Regions from separate parts of the Mus musculus genome. Here region 1 is linked to region 2. The links are chromatin contacts, found by Hi-C or POLR2A ChIA-PET in ENCODE. All regions are on one chromosome and are shown on one strand. The core of a region is the stretch at or near the end of the contact, and the rest is flanking DNA. Distances in the headings are between cores, read along the strand shown. Region 1 overlaps Zhx2 (zinc fingers and homeoboxes 2). Region 2 holds the start of Zhx2 (zinc fingers and homeoboxes 2).

Region 1 (4,258 bases), core at 1,568-4,067, 51 kb before region 2:
TACATATATATGTATATATGTATATATATATATATATATATGTATATGTATAATCCCCTCTCTACTTTCATACTTGTGTTCCGTGACCCAGTGGGATTCTTTAGAGTTGCTCGCAGAAGCTTGGGTGAGGGGTTACCCACAGGAACACAAGCACCTTACCAGTGTCTATACCACTGAAGAAAACGTCTCTCCATCCACTGAGACCCAGAGAGTGGTGAGACCTTGGGAGGCCATTTCTCTTAACGACCAATGACTGCCTATTATTCAAATTACGAATCCCATCTTTGAAACAGAACTGAATTCTGGAGGCAGAAGCCTACAGAGATAGCTGAGAGAAGGATGTCTCAGGTTGATAAAGACCTAGTGCACTCCAGGACTAGGGAAAACAGGCCTTGCTTACCCAGCCTCTGTCAAATCTCCGTTATTTTAAGAGATGAGACTGAAGACAAACACAGGGCCTGAGAATGAGACCTGAATGTCTTCCCACACACAGCCATGTCCGCAGATCCTTAATGAGGACAACTTAGTTAATTTGGGGTTGACGGTAAGAATATGGGATGGGGGCTGTGTTCCAGTTATAAAGAATAAAATAATTAAATTCGGTTCAGTGGAAAGAGCCGCTGAACTGGAAGGAATTTGCAGACCCATGGGGGAAGGCCAGCAGCAGCACAGGAAGAGGGGATTGATCGTGGCCACCTTTTCCAGGGACAGCTGAAGGGGAGTGGCTTCCTCCAGAGGCTGTTTCATAAAGGGAATTATCTCTGCAAGGTGGGGCTAGCTCAACAGACTGCTTCTGTCGCTTCTATCCCACAGGGACACAGAAGTGAGCACATGCAGGCAGGCGCTCTCATGGGCGTGTACACACACACACACCAAACACATACATATATGCACACACACATATACACACACACAAACACATATATATATATGCACACACAAATACACACACAAAGACACACACAGACACACAAAGACACACAGACACAGAAAGACACACACACAGACACACAAAGACACACACACACAGACACACAGACACAGACACAGACACACAGACACAGACACACACACACACACACACACACACACACACACACACACTGCTTCTCAAGGCCACACTGTGGCCACCACATCCTGAGCTTTCACTGAGTTATTTGTTCCTCAAAATGTGCAGAGGACAAATTTGAAGCATGCTCACAGAGAAGCCTTGTCTCAAAGGGTCGCCTGTGGCAGAGCGTTCATAGGTCCCTCAGTGAGGTGACCGTGTGAAGCTAAGCCCTCAAAGCTGTCTTCAGGGAACAAAGTTGGAGTTAGGAGGCAAAGGGATGTTTCTGAATAATTTGAGCTGAATAATTTGTTCAGTGTTTTGACATCCATCTCCCCCCCACATAGCTACTAGTGGGGACAATCCCACTTTTGTCCTTAGATGTGACAAGTGGGGTCACCTTCCGAGGGCAGAGGGTGGCTGGTACCAGAGCGAATAGTGTCAGGAATGGAGGTGCGCAAACATTCTGAGGACTGGTCCACCTTTAGAATAGAATGCGGCTCCTCTGAGGACAAGCATAGGGGCCATTTGCCGGGTGGGTACTAAGTTCTTTTCATTCTTTTTCAGAAGTCAGATGTGTAATATGTCCTGAGCCAAACACATGGCCACAGAGAAAATGGAGCTTTAAGACAAGGCCTCTGACCCTAACAACCAACAGAGGAGCCAAGACTCCCGTCTGAGAGCAACCTGGAGTTGAAAACCATGCACTTGCCTCCATGGTCTGGCTCTGAACTACAGAAACCCACTAGCATAAGGTAAGGAAGGGTGTAGGCTCAGAAAAGAAAGCATAAAATGGGGCCGGAAGCTCACCTCAAAGAATATCGGTGAGCATAGTGGATGCAGGGGATGTCTGAAACCCCAGGCAGGTAGGCTAGAGCAGACTCAGAAAGATCACAGGCTGCAAGTCCATTTTTGGGGCAGGCAAATACACAAGGGGAGAGGGTGTTCATTTTAAGGTGGAGTGGGGCACAGAAGGACCTAACCCTGTCCTATCCAGCATCCTTTTGAACCACAGATTCCTTTTGCAAGCGGCATCTGAGAATGCTGTGGAGTGTGAATAGCTTGGAATGGACCAGGCTACTGGTTATGGCTTTCGGCCTTGCTCTGCCTTCAGCTCTTCTCAAGAAACTACCCACACTGGCCGCAGCATCTAAATTCACATCCTTGGCCCTGCTCCTGTGCCCTGTGTGGCACAATTCTAATTTACTCCGCTGTCGGATTTTAAAAGCATCAACCTACATGCTCTTGTCTACCACAGCCTCTGACTTCAGGTGACACTCATTTTCCCACCCCTCTGAGGTGCTCTTAAGATCAAGTCACATGAATCAGTTGGGCCTTTGGGTGGAATGGAACTCTGAACCCTTGTGATCCGTGTTGACATTACTGTAAATTTTACTGGGTTCCATCTAGACAGAAGCCATCACAAGGCAAAGGTTATTTGAGGCCTACGTACAATATCAAAAAAAAAAAATCCACTTTCAAGCGTCAGCAGTGGAAAGATCCCTTAAGACTGGCACAAGAAAAAAGTTACCCAAAGGCCGTAACATTAGAAGGTAGGAGGACATCGGGGCTTTTGTTTGGTTTTGGTTCCAGGCCCAGCATTCTGAGAGGGGTTATTAATTACTCCCTGGCGACAGAAGGAACACAGGGCTTCTCAAAGCCGATGGAAGGAATCCTCACAGACAGAGTGAGAGGGGGCTGGGCTTGAGAGCCTCACCGAAGGCATTGATTGCACGCCAGGAGCAGGCCAGTGACCCGCATGCTCCAGAGAAGCCAGAGAATGGGGCGCACTCTTCCCTGAGGAAACAAGTGCCCACGTGCGGGTTCAGTGCTTACACGGCTGCTTCCTACAGAACTCCCAGGAATGTCTGACTCTCCTCTAAGGCTGCTCTTCTCAAGACTCCCACCACCTCCCAACTTGGCACCCAGAAGCCTCTGTGGCTCTCCTCCTTGCCAACGATATTCATCCAACCCACCGGAAGGACTGCTTCTCGCCTTCCGCCCAAATCCACTCAGGGCTCTCTCCATCAGCGTTGCTGTCATCTCTGGCATGCATGTCCACAGCAGCCCCCTGAAGGGTCGTCCCCTCCACACCCCTCACCTCATCTCCCCTTCTGTGGTTCCTCTTCAGCTATCCTCCCTGTTCCCCGCCCCCAGCTCCCTCCCCCATAATAGTCATCTCAAAATGGAGATCAGACACAACACTCTCTGAAACCTGTGAAGGCTCTCATTGAATATAGGACTCATCCCACAGTCCTATAAGGTCCAGCCCGAGGCTCCTATCTGTCTGTCTGTCTGTCTGTCTGTCTGTCTGTCTGTCTGTCTGTCTAGCTCAGAATCCTAGATGGGCAGAATAATCCCGCCCCTAGGCTGGCAGACTGAGAGCAGGACTAGACTGTGTAATTGGGCTTTTGTTGTTGTTGCTGTTGCTGCTCCGTTCAGGGAACTGGGACCTGGTCGTTAGAGAAGCAAGCACCCTACCATTGAATTTTTCTGCTCCGGCTTAAAATTGTACTTTTGTATTTTATCCCTCTCAATCACTCCAGGGTTCTTGTATTGTATTGCAATTTTCTCAGCTTTTCTCCGAGCAGGATACTATTGATGATTACCATGACAGTATCAACATTGTTGCAAAAGTTCTGGTTTGCGCTGCTTGGACCCCAGGCAATGTTTGTTCTTCCAGGGGAGTAGAAGTAAAAGCAGTTCTAGAACACAGCCCTCATAGGTTACTGGGGGCCTAATGAGATCCTTAAATTATCAGCCAGGTCATTCCCTCAAGGTAATAACAAAAGTATGCTCTTTAGTGTCCTCTCTGGTATCTTCAACAGCACCTGATAACTTACCCTCAGTCCTTGTATTGAGCACTTCTTGAGGTGAGAAAGTCAGAGCACAGAGAGATTAAGTGACTCACCCAAGGTCATAGTGCTGGTGAGACACTGTATTCTAATTGTCCTCTGTTTGCTGTGTTTATTTGTTGTTGTTGAGCCCAGGCTAACCTCAAACTCATTATATGACTGAGTTCCAGATGGTCCTACCTCAGCCTGAGTGCTCAGATTACAAAAGGGTGGCTGGCTGCAGGAGTGAGCTTTTTAATGCACCCCTTTGCATCTAGAGGCTCTTGGAGAAGGTGATATAGCCATGACTTTCAATGCCAATTTCAACGGCAACAATTCTATCAAGCTGCCTTCCAAGAAATGGGCACAACCCATC
Region 2 (4,072 bases), core at 568-3,067:
GAAGTCCAAGAGCTTAGAGGGTCACAGAGAGGCATTCCAGTCTCCTATATCCTGCTTCAACAGGGAGCTGGCCTGAAAATTGAGGAGCTGTTCACTTCCAGAAAGAAAGAGATCTTCAGAGAGCAGCAAATGGAGAACGCTGGGCTTTAAAGGACAGTGATGCCTGGGGCCCCAGCTGAGCCTTGACTCTGAAGAGGGAGGGGTGTTTCCTCCTCCTCCCCGCCCCCAACAAAAGGCCTTCGCGGAACAGTGGAACACAGAGACCCCACTAGCTTTGAAGCCAATCAATCAGGTGGAAGTCTGGGCAAATCACGACTTGGCTGCCGCGACAGGTCTCCTCCACCCACCCCGTTGGATAAGCTCTCCTCATCCTCCTCCACCACCTTCAGAGCACAGTACAGCTAGGGGGCCAAAGGGACGTTCCTGTGATGCTCCTGTTTTCCAACTTTCCGAGCTTGTTGGTCTCCTGCAAAGCTGCTAGGGAAAGGGCAAGTTTGCAAAGCTCAGGATCCCAAGTCCTGGGGGAAGCCACAAAGACGCTCCAACGCCAGCCAGCAATGCTTAACCTCTTGTGGGGCAGACTGGAAAACGCCACGGCCACTTAGGCGGGAGACCCGGGTTCCGGCTGGTCCCGGCAGGCCAGGGACAGCAGGGCCCCCGGGGTCCGCGCGTCCCCCGCATCCCCCTCCCCGCGCACCTGAGCGGGGCGTGGGCACAGCGCCGCACTCAGGCCCTGCCCGCAGGTCCCTCGCCCGCCGCCCGCGCCGCGCTGCGCGCCGGCCGCCTGCAGCCACCGGGAGCGACGCGAGGAGAGGCAGCCTCAACACGGCGTCATGCTTCCTGCCACCACATTACGGCGAATCGTCACCAGGAGAGGGGAGCAGAGGGGAGAGCGGGGGAGGGAGGGGTGCAGCCACACGCAGCCCCCAGGCTTCCAAAAAGCGCCGAGACGGGGCCACGTCCCGGTGGAGTCCCCGCGGGACCTGCCCGGTTTGCACAAAGCGCCGCAGTTTGGCCAAGAAGGCAGGAAGCCGGCCACAAAATAAATAAATAAAAAACAGAGTCGAGTCTACGTAACGCCCTGTCGAAAGCGGACGCCATATTTTTTTGTGGCTTATGTCGACATAGGGAAACGTAGACATGTTTTTCCTCCTCCTCCTCGGTCTGGCTTCCATTTATCCAAACTTGTAATCAAAACTATTTCATAAAAAAAAAAAAAATCTCCGTACTCCTCTCCCCGAAACCGCGGATTTCCTCCCACCCTCAAAAAAAAAAAAAAAAAAAGAAGAAAAAAAAAGCCTGAACACCCCCCTCCCGCGCACCCCCATTCCTAACCCGGCCAAGTCCCATTAACAACACATTTTCGGGAGCGGCGGCGGCGGTGGGAAAGTTGGGCTGGAGTGGCGGGCGCCCGGCGTGTCGGGCTCCGGGCTGGCGGTGCCCGCTGCGGGTGCTCCGCGCCGGGGCGAAGTTTCTTACCTGCGCCGGGGCTGCGAACGCGGGGACCCGGGCTGGGAACGCGGAGACGAGGCACGGGCGTTCCAAAATGGAACTCTGCTGGCTCCCCCCACCCACTCCCCACTCCCCACCCGGCGCCCGACTCGGGCTCCGTGGGAAAGAGGTGGTGGTGGGGGAAAGCCAGCCTGGCAGACAGACAGACAGACAGATAGACAGAAAAAAGCCCCGGTACGGAGAACGGTTGATCGAATTTTTTAAAAGAAAAAAAAAAAGAAAAGAAAAAGAAAAAAAAAAGAAAAGAAAAAAGAAAAAAAGGGGGAAAATGCCTCGATCAGTGGGGAATCTACGCCAAAACCCACATGATCTGTAACGTCAGCATGCGTATTTGCATACGATACCACCACCGGAGCTGCCACCCGGGCTCGGGTTCCGCAGAAAGTTACAAAGTGAAATTCAGGCCCCCCCGCAGACTTCGGCAAAATGTCATTTTTAGGAGGGAGTTGCTGGTGGGGGGAGGCTGCCCCTAAAGGCTCAGATGAGTGGTCATCCCGGGTGTTGGGGGGGGGGGAGTGCTTAAAAGTCTGAGTCCAGTAACGGACTCATTGGAATTTTTGCGGGAAGAGGTGGGGGAGGCGCAAGCGAGATCATTGACTATTGAGCACGACCCGGCGCGCTGCCGCGGCCAAACCCTCTCGGTGCAATACCCATTTTCTTTATGAAAAGTTCAAGGTGTCACTGATGAGCTCAACAAACTGTTGATCCTCACCACGTGGAGTGGCGGACCGTGAGACCGCAGGGCGCTAGGGCTTGCCCGGCGCCAGCAACACCCCAGACTCCAGGTCCTTCTGCAGTGCGTGGGGGCAGAACGCGGGTGGGGTCGTCACGCGCCCTGGGCTCTGCTTGAGTTTCGCCCGCCTTCTGGCAAAAGAAAATAACAACATACTTTAAAACTTTTTTCTTTCTTTTTTTTTTTTTTTTAAATCGAGATGCGTTTTACTCCCGGAATAGTAATGAGAGGGCTTGGGAATAGGGCGGGGAAGAAGGCGCCCCACTTACATAACCACTTGAAGTTAGATCACTTTTGCTGGGGATTTCCGCTTGCGCCTGAGCTCAGTCTGGTTAAAGATCTTCAAACTTTTTCCCTCCAAACCCATAAACAAACAAAGACACCCGGGGAGCTGACTCAAACTTGTGTGGCCCGAATTCACAGCGATTCTCAGCTTCGGGAAAATGCACACGCCTGCAGCGCGCACACTGGAGTCCCCCAGAAGCGAGACGGGTCATTTTCGGAGCTGGGACAGCCGCGTTCCCGGCGAGAGGGGTCTCCAAACGAGCCCTCCATCTGCGTGCGTGCGTGTGTGTGTGTGTGTGTGTGTGTGTGTGTGTGTGTGTGTGTGTGGTGTCTGCCCTTTGCAGCCCTGGGAACCGTGAACTAGAGACCCGGCTGCTGTGCTCCGGCGATCACGCAAGGTTAAAATTCTCTAAGGGAGCATCCGAGGGAAGATGACGGACCTAGCAACCTGTCAGCGTTGTGCATTCTTGCTCTCAGAGACCCTTTCCCCCTTCGCAGATTCTGGGGGCGTTTGGGAATTTGTTGGGTGTGAGCGCTCTTGGAGCCCACCGTAGGGGGTGGAGGCTAACTCTGGGACCCAGATTTGACACTAGGAGTTACTGGAGAAAACAGAGGGCTTGGGACTTGAAGACTGCGGAATTGCCTCCCATCCTGCGGATTAGCAGGCGCATCGCATTCCGGCTTCCCAGCCAGCTCTGCTCCGGGGAATTAGAACGAACTCTAGCGGCCGCTTGCGACTCCGCTCGGGGCGCCAGGACAGCAACAGGTGGCTGTGTACTGCGGGGTGGCCAATGGCGATGACTTAGTCTAGAGGAAGACTGGTTTTGGGGGCTGATGGATGGTCACGGCTCTAGGGAGCCTCTGCTGGCATTTTTCTTTCGTATTAGGTTTTTTTTTTTTCTATTTAAGATTAAATCAGCGCGCATGCTAAATTTCTTACTTGCCTTCCAGCTTTAGTTGGGTTATTGCTAACTGAGGGTGGAGGGGTTGCCTCTCTCTTCTCCCTGCCCCCCACTCGTCTTTGTCCGTCTGTCTTTTTCTTCCTAGATAGGTTTAAAAGCCCAGAAAACCGGATTCTGACTGTGGACTGGCTTTAGTGCTTCCTTTCTTACGAGAGACAAAATCCGACGGGGTTCTTAGGAGGATTCCATTCAGATCTTTGTTGGTGACTATAATCCGGATCGTGCCCTGACTTTCTCAGACTCATCTGATACCTATGATCTGAGAGTCTTGTCAACTTTTATCCAACACCAGTATTTGGGGATCTTTAACTGAGTTTGGTGATTTTTTTTGTCAACTCTACACAATCTAGGGTCACCTGGGAAGAGGCAACCTCAATTGAAGAATTCCCTACACAAAATTGGCCTGTGGTGCATATCTATGGGGCATTTTCTTGGTTGATGTGTGAGCAGGAGCAGTCTACTCCGGGTCAGGTGGTATAAGAAAGCAAGCTGAGCAAGCTAGCCCTTATGCCTTGTGCTTCAGTTTCTGCTTCCAGGGCGTGTCTTTAGATCCTGCCTTCCCTTCCCTTGATGATGGACT

What was found. A loop is a pair of places that touch in the nucleus more often than their neighbours do. ChIA-PET counts read pairs that join two places held with the same protein, here RNA polymerase II (POLR2A).
Region 1: a loop to region 2 is called in a map of left cerebral cortex, with 6 times the contacts of the local background. The contact joins the enhancer-like site here to the promoter of Zhx2 in region 2. A Hi-C loop is called at or near these places in 9 of 37 maps with a recorded cell type or tissue (gastrocnemius, heart and left cerebral cortex). POLR2A ChIA-PET finds 5 or more read pairs at or near these places in 1 of 5 experiments (Patski).

The regions. Positions count from the first base shown.
Region 1 is chr15:57,744,183-57,748,440 of GRCm38, reverse strand. All of the region lies in intron 1 of Zhx2 (zinc fingers and homeoboxes 2), which reads right to left. Among named protein-coding and RNA genes, the nearest start is that of Zhx2, 52 kb to the right of the region's middle. Within about 2 kb of position 2,817, at least 2 of the 3 ENCODE cell types and tissues checked have a DNase peak (open chromatin) inside an H3K27ac peak, as active enhancers do; they include gastrocnemius and left cerebral cortex, where a contact is called at or near this core.
Region 2 is chr15:57,692,412-57,696,483 of GRCm38, reverse strand. It overlaps Zhx2 (zinc fingers and homeoboxes 2), which reads right to left and starts at 1,817. Exons shown (of 4, transcript NM_199449.2): 1 at 1,480-1,817.